Linked DNA regions of Homo sapiens: region 1 is linked to region 2. A link is a loop called in an ENCODE intact Hi-C map of the cell type or tissue named here. Cell type or tissue: ovary. All regions are shown on one strand. Links, peaks and the distances in the headings refer to the core of each region. The heading gives the core; the rest is flanking DNA.

What was found. Peaks named below come from ENCODE experiments on the same cell type or tissue, not always from the same donor. Only the 100,000 strongest peaks of a DNase experiment are listed, where the experiment ranks them.
Region 1: a loop joins it to region 2, with 2.9 times the contacts of the local background. A loop is called at or near these places in 4 of 110 quality-filtered maps.

What each region holds. Positions count from the first base shown.
Region 1 is chr3:128,442,318-128,450,652 of GRCh38, reverse strand. No RefSeq gene overlaps it. Among named protein-coding and RNA genes, the nearest start is that of DNAJB8-AS1, 17 kb to the left of the region's middle. RefSeq lists enhancers at 2,935-3,024, 3,035-3,184. In ovary, for the core only: no CTCF peak of the experiment used is centred there; no DNase peak of the experiment used is centred there.
Region 2 is chr3:128,580,679-128,589,013 of GRCh38, reverse strand. No RefSeq gene overlaps it. Among named protein-coding and RNA genes, the nearest start is that of LINC01565, 8.8 kb to the right of the region's middle. In ovary, for the core only: no CTCF peak of the experiment used is centred there; a DNase peak (open chromatin) is centred at 4,424.

The DNA.
Region 1 (8,335 bases), core at 78-8,077, 140 kb after region 2:
TGTGAAAAGATCATTCCAGCAGCCACGTGGAGAAAGGATGACAAGGCCAGCATGGCAGCAGGGACCAGTTACGAGGAGTCCCATTCATGCAGGAAGGTGGCTGTGGGGGAGACAGACAGAAGAGGATGGACTCAACACTTCTCTGGGAAGTGAGATCCCAAAGGTTGTGGTGATGGGTCAGAATCTGACTAAAAGGAAGGGACAGTTGAGGCAGACCGCCAGGTGTTTGGCCCAAGCATCAGAATGAATAGTGGGGCCCTCCACTGAGACAGGGAAGGAGGAAAAGGACTGTGTTTGGAGAAAGAGCATGAGCTCAGGTTTGGACCTGCTAGGAACGAGGTGCCCTTGAGACCCCCACTATATTTCAATGGTCGGTTGGAGCATGGGTCTGGACCCAGAGAGATGCTTAGGTTTGAGAACACGTTTCAGAGTCATCTGCGTATAAGGAGTCAGTGAGAGCTGGAGTGGACAAGGCCACTCAGGAATAGCCAGGCAACAGGGCCGGGAATCCTGTCCTTAATGCCCGGCTGGGGAGGAGAGCCCTTCAGAGGACACAGAGCAGGGGTCTCTGGAGGGAGGGACTGCGGGGAAGAAAACCGGCCTGGGGGGTACCTGGGAGCCAGGAGGGGAGGGTATTTCAAGAAGAAGGGAGTGTTAAACCACGCTGACCACTGCAAAGAGGCTCAAGAGTGACAAATGAGGCCTCAAGAACATTAGTTGGTTCTGGCAACACAGAGGACATTGTTGACCTTGTGGAAGCTGCTTCTATGGAGTGAGGGGGCAGCGATCAGACTGGGATGGGAGTGGGGGGCCGAGGGAATGGGACTGCAAACACGGACAGCCCTGTCCAAATGCTGGGAGAGGGAGCGGAGAAGTGCGGACAGGCGGACCAGAAGCGGCCATGGCACCAGTCGGGCTGAGCTGAGCTGTGCTGTGGTACCAGCCTTGGGCCACACGGTCCTCTGTGCCCTTCACTTTCTGTGGACACAGAGGCTCGATTCGATTCAGGGGTGAGGCCTTGGCAAGAACCTGCATAGGTGGGTGTGCCTCCCACGGCGGTACTCAGGGACGCCTTGGGTCCACCTGCTCCTTTTTGGTGGGGTCAAGACTGACCAGTGGTTCAGGGCTTCCCAGCCTGGCCCATCTGTGATAAAGTCCCCATCAGCTTCTCACCCATGACTTTGGTGGTCAATGGTTATCATGCCTAGTTCATTATGACGGGTTGTGACGTGATGACATCATCCCTTCTTTCTATTTTATACATGAGCTGGCATTTTCCTAAAGAGAGCTTCCCTTGGCAACTAGTTACTCTGAGAAATAGTTCATATAGGAAATGCACGACTGCTGGCCATTCTTTCCTTTTGTTTTAATATTTCTGGAATGATGAGGTGGTTTCCAGTATACTCATTGTTGACCAATGAGGTCTGAGCTCCACTGGGAACACATGGGTTTTTAGCACCTTTGCTCTCTTTCCATCTATTGAAATTTTCTGACATTCAAGGTATCTGCTGTCTGGCCTGAGTGGGAGCCCCTGCAAGCAGCCCCCATATTTTGTTTTCGTGGCTCTATGGTCTCTGATGGCTGCCCTTGTGTCTATAAGATGCTCCAGGCTCGTGTTGAATATGCTCTGACTCATACCTGGTGCCTTTGAGTGGGACATGGTATTTAGAGACCATGGGAGCAGAGAACTGAGAGGAGCCTGGGAATGGAGAGGAGGAAAAGGAAGATGTGAACACTGCCGTCTGCTACAGGAGTCTGGAGAAAGCAGCCGAAGAATAACGGGGCCGAGGGCACTGCAGATCCACTGGGAAGAACACAAGTTGTGTGGAAGAGGAGGGCTATGTGTGGTAGAGAGAAGGGGCATTCATCATGTAAGGTCCTCAGAAAGGAGAGGGGCTGGGGCCACACACAGGTGAGTTCAGTCTTGGCGGAAGCAGCAATCAATTCCTCTCACAACAGCAGGGAGGAAAGAGAGAGATGTGTGCTTGTCGCTTGGTCACAGGAAGATGAAGGACTTCCTGTAGCTTCTAGTTTTTCTGTAAAATTGGAGGTGAGGTCATTTCCTGAGAATAAAGTGACAGGAGAGCAGGGGAGAGGCTAGAGATTTGGGGAGGGAGACGTTTCTTAATGTCTCTTTAGAGAGTGGGAGGATTGGGCCAGGTGTGGTGGCTCACGCCTGTAATCCCAGCACTCTGGGGGGCCGAGGTGGGAGGATCATGAGGTCAGGAGTTCAAGACCAGCGTGAACAACATGGCGAAACCCTGTTTCTACTAAAAATACAAAAATTAGCCAGGTGTGGTGGCACGCACCTGTAATCCCAGCTACTCAGGAGGCTGAGGCAGGAGAATTGCTTGAACCTGGGAGGAGGAGGTTGCAGTGAGCAGAGATCATGCCATTGTACTCCAGCCTGGGTGATAGAGTGAGACTCCATCTCAAAAAAAAAAAAAAAAAAAAAAAGAGTGGGAAGGTAGGCTGGCCCCAGAAGCACAGAAGCACAGGCTGCTGGGCCATGGGGAGGAACCGTGCAACCATCCTTAGGAATTCACACTGAAACCAGTCGTCCCTTGGGGGTTGCTTTCTCTGGGCTAAGCTGCTCTGGTGCAGGTAGAAGAAGGCAGCGGCCTCCTGGTGTCTATGCCCTATAGAGCCCCTGCCCACACTGTGTGTAGTGGACATAGATAACCAACAGGATGTTTTGGAAATGACAGACTATGACTTCTGAAGCTCAGGCATCAAAGACACTGTGGGTTTCGCTTTCTGCTCACTTAGGTTATTCGCTCTGGGGGAAGGCAGCTGCCATGTCATGAGGACACTCAAATGGCTCTGTGGAGGTGTCCCTGTGGTGAGGAATCAAGTCTCCTGTCAACAGCCAGCACCAGCTTGCCAGCCCCTGTGTACACCATTTTGGAAGCAGGTCCCCATCCCCCGTCAAGCCTTCAGATGATGATAGTCAACATCTTGACTGAGTCAGAACCACCCAGCCATGCTGCTCTGGGATTCCCCACCCACAAAAGTGGCATGAGACCATAGTGTCTGCTGTTGTTGAAACTGCTAACTTTTGGGATGATCTGTTACACAGCAATAGGTAACTAACACTGATTGTGACCACAGAAAGACAGTGGTGCATGCAGTGTAGGGTGCTAGCAAGCATGCTATTGCAATGCAGTCTCCATGCTATTGCAACGCAGACTCCGCAGGCTCTGACTGGTGGGGTTGGGGAACTGAAGGAAGTGAGGAGGCTGATGGACTGAGGGAAGCAGAGGGAAGCTCAGTCCCTCCTGCACTGAGCACTGGAGGAGGGAGCCAGTGAAGGGGAGAGTGGCCAAACCAGGGGATGGCCGAACGAGGCAAGCTGGGCAGAGACAGAGGTTAGGATGTGGGGAGAAAGGTGTCTGAGAGCACAGCAGGAGAAGGTCACTGAGGATGAGCCAGTCAGGAAAAGAGGATGAGCCTGTCCAAAGGCCAGGCATTGGACAGATTGTCCAAGTGGACAAGAAACTCCTCCAGGAAGATGGGAGAGCTGGGATCAATGGGGAAGCCTGTGAGTCTCTTCAAATTCTTCAGTGAATGAGGAAGAGTGGCTAGGAGGTCAGGAGATGCAGCAACAAGAGTGGGAGTGGTGGGATGGCCTACTGATGTGAGCCTCAGAGGGGAAGGCTGGACTTAGGGAATTTGTTTTTGCATAAGGAGGAAGAGGACAAGTCTGAAAGAAAATTAAAGAACAAGTAGACTGACCCAATTTCCTGACTCTGGGATAAGGAGGATAGAGAAATTAAAGCCATTGTCAGCACCGTTGCCACCACCACCACCATGCCCATTGCCATTACTGCTAACGTTACTGTGTTAGGCCGTTCTTGTGTTGCTGTAAAGAAATACTTGAGGCTGGGTAACTTATAAATAAAAGAGGTTTAATTGGGTCACGGTTCTGCAGGCTGTACAAGCATGGTACCAACATCCGCTCGGTTTCTGGGGAGGCCTCAGGAAGCTTACAATCATAGCAGAAAGTGAAGTGGGAGCAGGCATATCACATGGTGAAAGCAGGAATGAGAGAGTGTGGGGGAGGTGCCACACACTTTTTAAACACGAGATCTTGTGGGAACTCTTTTACTATTACAAGGACAGCACCAAGTGGATGGTGCTAAGCTATTCATGAGAAATCTGCCCCCATGATCCAATCACTTCCCACCAGGCCCCACCTCCAACATTGAGAATTACATTTCAACATGAGATTTGGAGGGACAAATATCCAAATTATATCAGTTACCATCACCATTACAGCCATAACACATTATATTGGTGTCGGCAAAATCATTACCCTTACCATGAACATCAGCTTTACCACTAGCACAAGCACTACCAGCACCACCACTACCACCACCATCACCATAACCATGACTCCCACCATCACCATCATCACCATGAACACCACCTCCATCATTATTACAACCACCACCATCGCCACCACCATACCCATCACTATCACCATCACCACCTCCATCACCACCACCACCATCACCACCACCTCCGTCACAATCACCACCACTGTCACCATCACCACCTCCATCACCACCATGACCAACACAACCACCATGACTATCACCTTCACCACCACCACCGTCACCATAAACACCACCACCTCCATCATCACCATCCCCACCACCTCTAGCACCACCACCACCACCATCGCCGCCATCACCACCACCACCAGCACCACTATCATTACCACCACCACTATCATCACCATCCCCACCACCACCATCACCATCACCACCACCACCACTATCATCATCACCACTACCACCACCACCATCACCATTGCTACTATCACCATCACCATCACCATCCCCACCACCATCATCACCACCACCACCACCACCACTATCTTCATACCACAACCACCACCTCCATCACCACCCCCACCACCTCCAGCACCACCACCACCATCACCATCACCACAACCACTACCATCATCACTACCACCATCATCACCATCACCACCACCACCATCACCACCATCATCATCCCTACCACCTCCAGCACCACCAGCAGCACCACCACCACCATCATTGCCATCACCACCATCATCACCACTGCCACCATCATCATCACCATCCCCACCACCACTATCACGACCACCACCATCACCACCATCACCATCCCCATCACCTCCAGCACCACCACTACTGTCACCATCACCACCACCACCACCATCAGTAGCAGCAGCACCACCATCATCACCACCACCACCATCACCATCATCACCATCTCCACCACCACCATCATCACTATCCCCACCATTATCACCATCACCACCATCATTATCACCTTTAGTGTTAGCAACAGAGGACAGCAGGGGAGAGGTTAGAGATTTGGGGAGGGAGACATTTCTTAATGTCTCTTTAGAGAGTGGGAGGATTGGGCCGGGCGCGGTGGCTCACGCCTGTAATCCCAGCACTTTGGGGGGCCGAGGCCGGAGGATCATGAGGTCAAGGAGTTCAAGACCAGCGTGAACAACATGGCGAAACCCTGTCTCTACTAAAAATACAAAAATTAGCTGGGTGTGGTGGCACGCATCTGTAATCCCAGATACTCAGGGATTATCACCTTTAGTGTTAGCAACATCATCACCGCGTTATTATCACCTTTAGTGTTATTATCACCTTTTGTGTTAGCAACATCATCACCACTGCTACAGGCATCACTATCATTACTAACAGAAACCCATCACTGCCACTACTACTGTCACCTTCTGTATCGGCAAGATCAATATTGTTGCCTTACACATCAGTATCACCAGCATCACCTCAAACATCACCATGACCATGTCCATCACCATCAATGAGACTCTACCATCACCTCTGCCACCACCACCTTCTCTATCACCTCACATGCACCACCAGTACTTGGACCCCCACCTTGCCGGCCATCATTGCTCCCACCTTCAGGAAGCCACCATGGCCACCAGAAACATCCTCATTGCCACCCCTAGTGCCAGCATTGCCACCTCACGCCTACCACCACCTAATACCTAACCTCTACCACTTCCAGCCTCATTGGCACCATCACCACTACCAAGTCTGAATCACAGTGGCAGACTGTCAACTGCACCTCAACCAAGCGGGGGAAAAATTATGGCACATCCATGAAAAAATAAAAGAAAATGAAATCACACTGGCAGAGCTGCTAGATGTCTGCCGCAATATCCATCCCCCTTTTCTTCCTTAGAAACAGAATGCCAGAGTCTTCCATGGCACAGGGGTGCTGGGAATAGAGATCACATTTCTTAGGCTCCCTTGCAGTTAGGTGTGGCCATGGGACTAAGTTCTAGCTGAAGGGCTCTAAGTGAGAGTGTGAGGGACTTGCAAGAAATCTTAAGGAGGGCAGCCCCTTCCCTGCTGCGGCCCAGGCAGCCACCCCCTCTCGCCCACGTTACCACGATCACCGCCTAGCGGGTCTTTCTGCATCCTCCTTTGCCTCCTGACTCTATGCAGCAGCTAGTGTTCTGTGAAAATGTCAATTAGACCAGTTACTGCCTTATTCAAAACCGTCCAGCCAAGAATGAAATCCAAACTCCTTCTCCTAGGCACAACGTTCTGCCACCTCTTCATTCCCATCTCCCACCAGACTCCCTCTTGCTTGCTAATCCCTATGTGGCACTGCTTTTGAAGCCCCTAATGAACGACTCTCCTGCTCACCACAGGGCCCTTGCACATGCTGTTCCCTCTGCCCAGAATGTTCTTCAACCTCTAACTTCTATGGATTCTTTCAGCTTCTGCTAAAATATTCTTTGTTCCAGGAGCCCTGCCCTGACCCCCTAGCCAGGTGAGCATCTTGTATACTCTTGCTTCAAGGCCCTGTCCTTGTTTGTAACAATAAATCTGTGTGTTTCCATGTTGCATGCATCCTCCCTACCAGGTGGGGCTGCCCTGGGGGCAGGGTATGTTGGGGGACGGTTGGTGCCTTCTGTTTTCTCAGTACCAGAAACAGCACCAGGTACATGGAAATATTTGTTGAAAACAATGCATGGGTGAGGGAATTAATGCTGACCCCATGTCTAGATCTAGACTCCTGCCTCAGTTTCCTTCAGGGAAGTATTAAAGTTTTCCTTGCCTCAGTTTCCACATTTATAAAATGGGAATAACTATAGACCCTACTTATTGCGGTTGTTTGGAAGATATGAATAAGGGTTTAGAGCACTGTACGGCTGAAGGATCACATAAGTGCCTCCGATACTGTTTTTGTTTCCCTGCCCACTGGGTCTGTTTTAATGACACTGGGGCCTCTCTCACCTCCAGCCTGCTGGAATAGACATCGTCCCTGTCTCATCCTGTCAGCCTCTTTCCTGAGATCTGGACCTACTTCTGACTTCTTAGCTCCTGAAAGGTCCGGACGGTTTCCAACACCCTCCCTAGCAGATCATGCCCCTTGATGTGAACCTGGGCCTGGAGCACATCCAGGTTTGCCTTCAGTCCACCTCCAGCGGAGCCTCCAGTCCACCTCCAGGACAGCCTCCAGCCCACCTCCAGGGGAGCCCGGCTTCTCACTCCCCCACTGTTCTCTTAGGTCACCCCTGGTTCCCATCTAAACTCACCTGACTCCAGCATTTTGGCTGAAATGATACATTCAGCAATTTTTACTGAATGTTCAAATGTTATTTAATCACAACAAAACTTGCGTACTCTAAAACTTAAACAATACAGAGAAATTAAAAAACAAAATTAAATAATCACTCCCAAACCCCACTACCCAAAATAATCATCATGAACCTGAATGAGTGTAATTCCACATCCCTCTGGACCCCTAGATACCCAAGACCAAGAGAGGCCAAAAAATATGTAGCTGGAATCACTGGTGTAATAATGCATCATAGCATATGTGCAGTTTAACAGTGTGAAAAGGTTCCATTGAATCAGAGTTAAAAAAGCTTAGTGTGCCATAGGAGGAACTAATGTGCCATGGAATGTTGTGCTGGTCCACTCTGCTGCTGAAGCCGTGCTAAGCAGGCCCGGGAAGCAGTGTGGCATGCACCCTGGTTATCTTGGTAAGATGCATGGGGCTTGCTGTATCCGTGGGGACCTGAGGGATCCCAAGCTCTGGGGCAGGCTGTGAAATCTCTTTTGGGGAAAAGGAGAAGCTATTGCCCCTCACACCTTTTACCACAAAGAAAGAGGCACAGCATTTAGTGGGCCTTCTGGGACTGGGATGCAGCAGCTATCAGCCTTGGGGACACTGCTCTGCATTCATCAGGTAGCTCAAAGGCTACACATTTTGAGTGGGCCCCAGAGCAAGACAGGCCCCGGCAGAAGGCTCTGACTGTGGTCAATCTGCCCTGAGG
Region 2 (8,335 bases), core at 150-8,149:
ATTTTTTTTTTCCTCATAACAGCTTTAAGGTGTTAAACAGAAACACTTAAAACATCCTGTAATTTGGGATTTAGAAATTTTTAAATATTCTGCTGGGCATGGTGGTGGCTCATGCCTGTAATCCCAGTACTTTGGGAGGCCAAGGCGGGCAGATCACCTGATGTTAGGAGTTCGAGACCAGCCTGGCCAACCTGGTGAAACCCCATCTCTACTAAAAATACAAAAATTAACCAGATGCAGTGGCAGGCACCTGTAGTCCCAGCTACTTGGGAGGCTGAGGCAGGAGAATCACTTGAACCCAGGAGGTGGAGGTTGCAGTGAGCTGAGATCGCGCCACTGCACTCCAGCCTGGGCAACGAGAGCAAAACTTTGTCTCAAAAAAAATTTTTTTTTTTTTAATATTCTGGTGGGCCCCACAAATGGAAGTAGTTATGGCCCCTCTCCAGTGTGAAGGGCCCCACCCTCAGTCCCTTTCACAGGCCAGAGATGTCTCACCCCTCAGGCCCTTCTTCACTCCTCACGTGGTCTCCTACTCAATCCCGAGGTGGGACTCCCTCCTGTCATTCCCCATGGTGACACTTCACGTTGCTTCACCTCAACTCAGCTGGCTCTGTTGGCCCTGAGGCCCCCTGCAGAGCCCCAGCCGGTGTGCAGGGCTTCCTCCTCAGGCACTCCAGGAAGCCCTGGAGTTTCTTTCGTGCAGCTTCTCTGTCACCCCCTACGACAGCTCACAGGTCTGAGCTCGCCAAGCCGGGGGAGGCAAATGAGCAGATCTGGGCTATTCCAACTCGAGCACTCCTGATGTCACTGTGAACCTAGGTTTGTGGCATGAGAGAAAGCAGATACACCACGTGAGATGCAAAAGGTTAAATTAAAAATCCCAGGGTAGTGAATGTGATTGTCTTGTTTTTTTTTTTTTGAGACGGAGTCTTGCTCTGTCACCCAGGCTGGAGTGCAGTGGCACAATCTCGGCTCACTGAGGCCTCCGCCTCTTGGGGTCAAGCAATTCTCCTGTCTCAGCCTCCCGAGTAGCTGGGACTACAGGCGTTGCCATCACACCTAGCTAATTTTTGTATTTTTAGTAGAGACGGGGTTTCGCCACGTTGGCCAGGCTGGTCTCGAACTCCTGACCTCAGGTGATCCACATGCCTCGGCCTCCCAAAGTGCTGGGATTACAGGCGTGAGCCACTGTGCCTGGCTGAACTTGTGTATTTTGTGCTAAGATGTTACGTGTATTTTTTCCTGGCTGTTCAATGAGAGGCCTGAAAACAAGGCCAAAGGTAAGCACCCTTATGTTCTAATTGTGTTCTCTAAACACCATTCCCCACTGAAAGAAACCAGGGGTTGGCAGACAAATGGCTGATTCCAGGTCTGGGGCAGAAGAGGAGCAAGATGAGGACATCTAGTAGCACTAGAAAGCAAGGATAGTATGCAGGTCATATAGGTTAGATGTCTATCCCTGCCCAAATCTCACGTTGCAATGTAATTCCCAATGTTGGAGGTGGAGCCTGGAGGGAGGTGTCTGAATCATGAGGCTGGATCCCTCATGAATGGCTTGGGCCATCCCCTTCATAACAAGTGAGCTCTTGCCCTGAGTTTTTGCGTGATCTGGTTGTTTAACAGTGTGTAGCACCTCCTCCGCCATTCTCTCTCTTTCTCTATCTCTCTCTCTCTCTTGCTCTCGCTCTCTCTCTTGCTGTGTGACACGCCTGCTTCCCTTCTCCTTCCACTATGACTAGAAGGATCCTGAGGTCTCCCCAGAAGCCAAGCAGATGTTGGCACCATGCTTCTTGTACAGAATTGTGAGCCAGTTTAAAACCCTTTTCTTTTCTTTCTTTCCTTCCTTTCCTTTCCTTTCCTTTCCTTTCCTTTCCTTTCCTTTCCTTTCCTTTCTCCTTTCCTTTCCTTTCCCTTCCTTTCCTTTCCCTTCCTTTTTTTTTTAGACAGAGTTTCACTCTGTCGCCCAGGCTGGAGTGCAGTGGTGTGGTCTTGACTCACGCAACCTCCACCCGCCAGGTTCAAGTGATTCTCCTGCCTCAGCCTCCCGAGTAGCTGGGATATAGGCACTCGCCACCACGCCCAGCTGATTTTTGTATTTTTAGTAGAGACAAGGTTTCACCACGTTGGCCAGGCTGGTCTTGAACTCCTGACTTCAGGTGACCACCCGGCTCAGCCTCCCAAAGTGCTGGGATTACAGGTGTGGGATTACATGCCCGGCAAAATCCTTTTCTTAATAAATCACCCAGTCTCAGGTAATTCTTTTTTTTTTTTCTTTTTTTTGAGATGGAGTCTCGCTCTGTTGCCCAGGCTGGAGTACAGTGGCGCAATCTCGGCTCACTGCAACCTCTGCCTCCCAGATTCAAGTGATTCTCACTGCCTCGGCCTCCTGAGTAGCTGAGATTACAGGCATGCACAACCATACCCGGCTAATTGTTTGAATTTTTAGTAGACCTGGGGTTTCGCCATGCTGGCCAGGCTGCTCTTGAACTCCTGACCTCAGGTGATCCCCTGCCTCGGCCTCCCAAAGTGCTGGGATTGTAGGCGTGAGCCATGGTGCCCAGCCGATTGCTGCTAATATTATAAAAGAGGCACAGGCAGCCATGATATGCCTCCTGATGAAAGAATGATTGCCACCTAGAGAGGATCTTGCCAAAAAAAAATCAGATCTGAATCCAATCAAGCATCTATAGATCCAACTACCGATTCAGGAAATGCAAAGGAGAAAGAATGTGCGGCCCGGTGACTCTCAGGCTTCCGAGTGTTCATGAGTCCCTGGCGGGCTTGCCGGGTGAAAAGTCTGGTACAGCAGGTCTGGGTGGGGCTTGAGACATTCTGCATTGCTAGCACGCTCCCCGGGGAGGCCGTGCTGCTGGCCCACAGACTACTCACCCTGAGTCGTGAGGTGTTAGATGATGCCATCATGGTGCAAACGGCAAAAGCACATCAGGATAAACTCTAGGGGATGAACAACATGGTTTTCTTCAACAAATACATTGAAAGAAAGGAAGGAGACTGGGCACAGTGGCTCATGCCTGTAATCCCATCACTTGTGAGGCCGAGACAGGCCTGGGCAACATGGCAAAACTGTGCCTGTTATCTCAGCTACTGGGGAGGCTGAGGCATGAGAATCACTTGAACCTGGGAGGTGGAGGTTGCAGTGAGCCGAGATCACATCATTGCACTCCAGCCTGGGTGACAGAGTGAGACTTTGTCTCAAAAAAAAAAAAAAAAAAAAGAATGAAAGAAAGGAAGGAAGGAGATTAAAACAGTCTTAAGACACATCAACCAGTTGCAGCAGGGGTCCTTCATTGAATCATGATTCCAAAAAAAGTGACACTTGTGAGATAATTGGAAATTTGAATACTGACCAGGTTAGTTAGCTAGGGCAAAGTACCATAAACTGAGTGGTTTCTTAGAATAACAAAAACTTATTTTCTCCCCATTCTGGGGCTAGAAGTTAGATATCAGCTGTTGGCAGGGCCACGCTTCCTGGAAAGGCGCTTGGGAAGGTCCCTCCTTGCCTCCCCCAGCTTCTGGTGGCCACAGACTTTCCCTAGCGTGTGGCAGCATCGTTTCTCATGTGGCGTTCTCCCTGTGTCACTTTGCTAGTCTTCCCTCTGTGCGTGTCTGTTTCTGTCTAAATTTCCCTTTTTGATAAGGACACTAATCATGTTGCATCAGGGCCCACCCTAATGACCTCATTTAAGCTTGGTTACCTCTGTATGGACCCTTTCTCCAAATAAGGTCACATTCTGAGGTCCGGGGAGTGGGACTGCAGCATAGCTTTCTGTTGGGGGGTGGGGACACAACTTAACCCATTACACTAGATTTCTGAGACTGTCAAGGAGATGGCACTAATTTTCTAAGGTGTCATAATGGTATTATGGTTATGTTTAAAAAGTTTCTGTTTTCTTTTAGATAAACATCCAAAAGACTTACAAATGAAATGTTATGATATATACAGTTTGCTGTAGAATGATACGGGGGCGGCAAATGTGCAGCAGTAATAGACGAAGTGACCCTGGCTCATGTCCATAATTGTTGAACCCAGGGGTATATGGGGTCAGTATATTATTCTGTTTACTTTCATAAAAGTTTGATGTTTTTTATAATAAAGGTAAAACAAAAAGAGAAAAACGAATAGCAAGCAACAAAAACAAGAAACTTTCCACAGAGCTGACTCGGCCCCTCCCTTGACCCTCCTTGTACTCCTGGAGAGGGTCCCCACGGGCCTCCCCCTTGCACAGCAGCCTGGCTGGGGCTTCCCTCCTAAGTCCCCCATCCCCAGGCTTCCTTGTGCCCAGAAACTTCCCCTGAGCCCCGTTGCCACCAGGGCTGCCTCCACGTGGTGTCCCTGCTCCCAGCCCGCTCTCGCCTGCACAGGAAGAGCCAGTGCAGTCTTTGCCCTCATGGGGGCAGCCACCACTCAGGGAAGAGATGCCCGGCCCTGGCACAGCTGCAGGCTGGAGCTCCGCCCCAGTGGGTACTGCTGTGAGCCAGTCTGCTACATCCTCGTCTTCGGCCGGCCTGATGGCCTTTGAAAGGACAGTGGCTGGGATGTGCTTCTCTTGAGAAGGAAAATTCAGCCTGACTCCACTTGGGTCAGCTCTCCTCGCCTGGCTCTTTGAGGGGCTCTGGGCCAGGCCTCAAAGGCACGGCATTAAGGCCCAAAGATCCCCTGGGAGGAAGGCCCCATCAGCAGAGGGAAGGAGGCTACTAGCGAGTGCCCCCTAAGAACTCCTGTGATCTCTGTCCCAGGGCCCTTCCCCTCCACGGGGAGAGAGCCTTCTAGAACCATAAACAATGACTACAAGACAAACAGCCTTGTGACCAATGATGGGAGCTTGCAAGTGTTTACACTGCGTAGATCAACACCTTTAAGAAAAAAACTTAACAATGAAGCAAGTCTTAGGTAAAATGTCCCCTGACCTCTTTCGGGTCACACACGGCATCTCCCAGGCCTTTCTCCAAGGGCATCTTCCGAGGCTGACCCCTTCCCCACCATGATCCCACAGGGCTGGAAGGGTGGAAGGGAGGAAGTGCAGGGAAAAAGGATGTAGCAAGGGGTCTCATGCACTCTATCCATCCATGTGAATATCCCTGTCCTCTATAAATAGGAAACCATCCAGGCAGATGTTTTTTTTCTGCAAGTGTAGACTGCGAACTGCATGCTGCGGCCTGAAGAATCCCACCAGCTAGTGACGCCCCAAGCACACCCTGTTCTCCCACCAGGGGTTTCCACCCTGTCTCCACCCTGGAATCTCAGAGAGTTTCCAAATGCCCCTCCCCAGATGGAGGAGATCAGAACCACTTTCTAGTTTCCCCAAGTGATGGCAAGGTGCAGCTAGGGTAGGTGATCAGGAAGGTCTCTGTCCAGCATGAGATGAGGTGCCCGAAGGCGATGGAAGGCAGGTGCCAAGGCACATTTCTGGTGGATGGAGACTAGTAATAAAATGACAGGGACAACGTTGGGGTAAAGGGTCTCGGATTGGGGGAGGATGAAACCAGGGTGGAGAACTTGAATAACGGATGACATTCAAAAAGCACCCACTCTGCAGGGGCCTCTTTCAGGCTGCTCTTTTTTGGCGTGACTTTGGCTCCACAATGGCCCAGGCGGAAGAGCCACAGGGATGCTGAGGCCACTGCAACCTTCAAGGTGGGCGTTTCCAGGCAGAGGAGGCAAGAACAGTTGGTGGGTGGGCCAAGAAGGACCTTGCATCCTGTCTCAGCGTCTGTGGACTTTGCCTTATTTGTGAATTTTAAGCAGCATCAGATTTGTGCTTTAGAAAAATTGCTGCCATCTGAAGCGGGGATGGGTTGGGGAGAGACTGGAGTCAGGAAAACCAAGTGAGGAGGCTGTTGCCTTGTTGGGAAATAACACCACCATGCACTGCAGCTGGGGCTGGAGGTTTGGCGGGGAGTGGCTAAGGTGGGGAGTGTGGGTGGGATGCAGAGATGGGGAGATCTCCCTTTCCCGGAAGGCATCTGGATGTTCCCAGAGTTCCCCACAGCTCTACAACTCGGGCAAAGAAGGTCAGCCCCTTTTTCTAAGACGGTCCTCACTCCCAGCCTCTTTCTTCAAGGCTCGGTGCCTCCATGCTCCTTGCCACCATTCATGCTGGTGGAGGAGGCTGCTTGTGGGTTGCTGTGAATATCTCAACTCTTCCTAGGGGAGGTGAGAAGCCTCCTGCACACAGGCTATGTTGCCGCCACTCTGTGTCACCAGAAACCACATCAGAAATTTCCCAAGATTTGATCAACATCAAATTGATGACACTTTGACCTGCAATCTGCCTTGGTATGTAAATATAGCTGTTCTTTCAGATTAGACGTCGACAGGCTTCTATTTCTCCTGCACAATCAAATTGGTTTGATTTGCTGTTTCAGAAACCATGTTCTTTACAGTTGATCCCCACACATCTAGTAATCCCTGTGCTTAAGAGAGAATGCAAGAGTCCGGAGACACAAGTAAAGCCCAAATGGCCAGAGCCAGGATTCCTCTTAGGGAGGGAACCCCCATTACTCAACAAAACACCTTCTTGAAGTATGCTGGAAGGGGATGAGTTGTGGTTTGGAAGGAGACGGGAAAACAGAGCTAACTGTCATATGAAGAAATAAGCTATGATTTGATGGCCGGGCCCGGTGGCTCACGCCTGTAATCCCAGCTGCTTGGGAGGCTGAAGCAGGCGGATCGCTTGAGCCCAGGAGTTCGAGACCAGCCTGGGCAACAGGGCAAAACCCCATCTCTACTAAAAAATACAAAAATTAGCCAGGCGTGGTGGTGCGTGCCTGTAATCCCAACTGCTCAGGACGCTGAGGCAGGAGTATTGCTTGAGCCCGGGAGGCGGAGGTTGCAGTGAGCTGAGATTGCGCCACTGAACTCCAGCCTGGGCAACAGAGTAAGACTCTGTCTTAAAAAAAAAAAAAGTAAGAAAGAAAAAAGAAAGAAGCTGTGATTTGGGAGGGCAGAGAGCTGAAGAGAGGGGGAGGGGTGGGAGGAAGGGGGCGCCAGGCCACGGAAAAGGGAGCCACAAACGAATCTTGGTGATGGGGTTATTGCTGGGCTCCTAATTGCTTTTGTGAAGGGATAATAAAAACTTAGAACACCAATTCACTCTGCCAAAAGAAAAAAAATTAAGCTGAAAGCTGAGTTATGCAAGAAGCTGCCTTTCCTTTTGTTCCTAAGCAGATAGTGACAGATAAAAAGTTAAAGATCTCCACAGGTAGCTCCTCTCCATTCACCTTATCTTATAGTGAGCACCAGGCCAGTTCATTAGTGACTATGTGCCCCTACCTGCTTCTTTTCTCTTGCAACATTTGGATTCAGTAATGAGACCACACCTTCCCTCTGTCCCCTCCAGCTGGCTTTTCCTTTTTAAATATTGGAGTGCTCAGAATCATCTTTGGAAAAAGGCATAGACTTGTCTCTTAGGCACACATCCTTAACCCTGGCAAAATAAACTTCTAAATTGATTGAGGCCTACCCCAGATACTCTCTGGTTTACACTTCTATAAATCTCTGTGAGTTAGGGTGTTCCTACTTGATGAAGGTTTACACTGCTATCATTAAAGTGCCCCAAATCATCAGTAAAATCCACTCAGGTGTCTTAGGTGAGCCATCTTGGGAGCACAGGGTGGATTAAGGAGAAGCAGTGCAGTTCTACCTTCAGGCTGGTGCAGAGATGAAGGACGTGGCAGATGAGTGAGAACGTGGGTCCACACGGAGTCACAGGTGATCAGGAGAAGAGCAGCCACCAGGGCACCAGGAGAAATCTTGGAGAGAGCCCTGGACAGGCCACAGGATGAAGGCTCGGTGGCATGGCCCCACATTGAGCTTCCAAAGTCAGGGCGACCCCGAGGAACACCTGGGTTTTATATAGATATATACAGAAGCCACCACATACACCTGCCCACCAGGATAAAACTACCCTGTTTCAAGGTACATATTAAATAAACTCAGCTCAAAGATAATTTCTACAGTAGGACTCAGGATTTTTTTTTTTTTTTTTGGTTTTAAGAGACTGACTCAACCCAAACTGACATAAAGAGGGAAAAATAATTTATTGGTTCTTTCATTTAGAAAGTCAGGGGTAGTTGGCTGGGCGCGGTGGCTAATGTCTGTAATCCCAGCACTTTGGGAGGCCAAGGCGGGCGGATCACGAGGTCAGGAGATCGAGACCATCCTGGCTAACATGAAGAAACCCCGTCTCTAATAAAATAAAAAAATTAACCAGGCGTGGTGGCGGGCACTTGTAGTCCCAGCTACTTGGGAGGCTGAGGCAGGAGAATGGCATGAACCCGGGAGGCAGAGCTTGCAGTGAGCAGAGATCGCGTC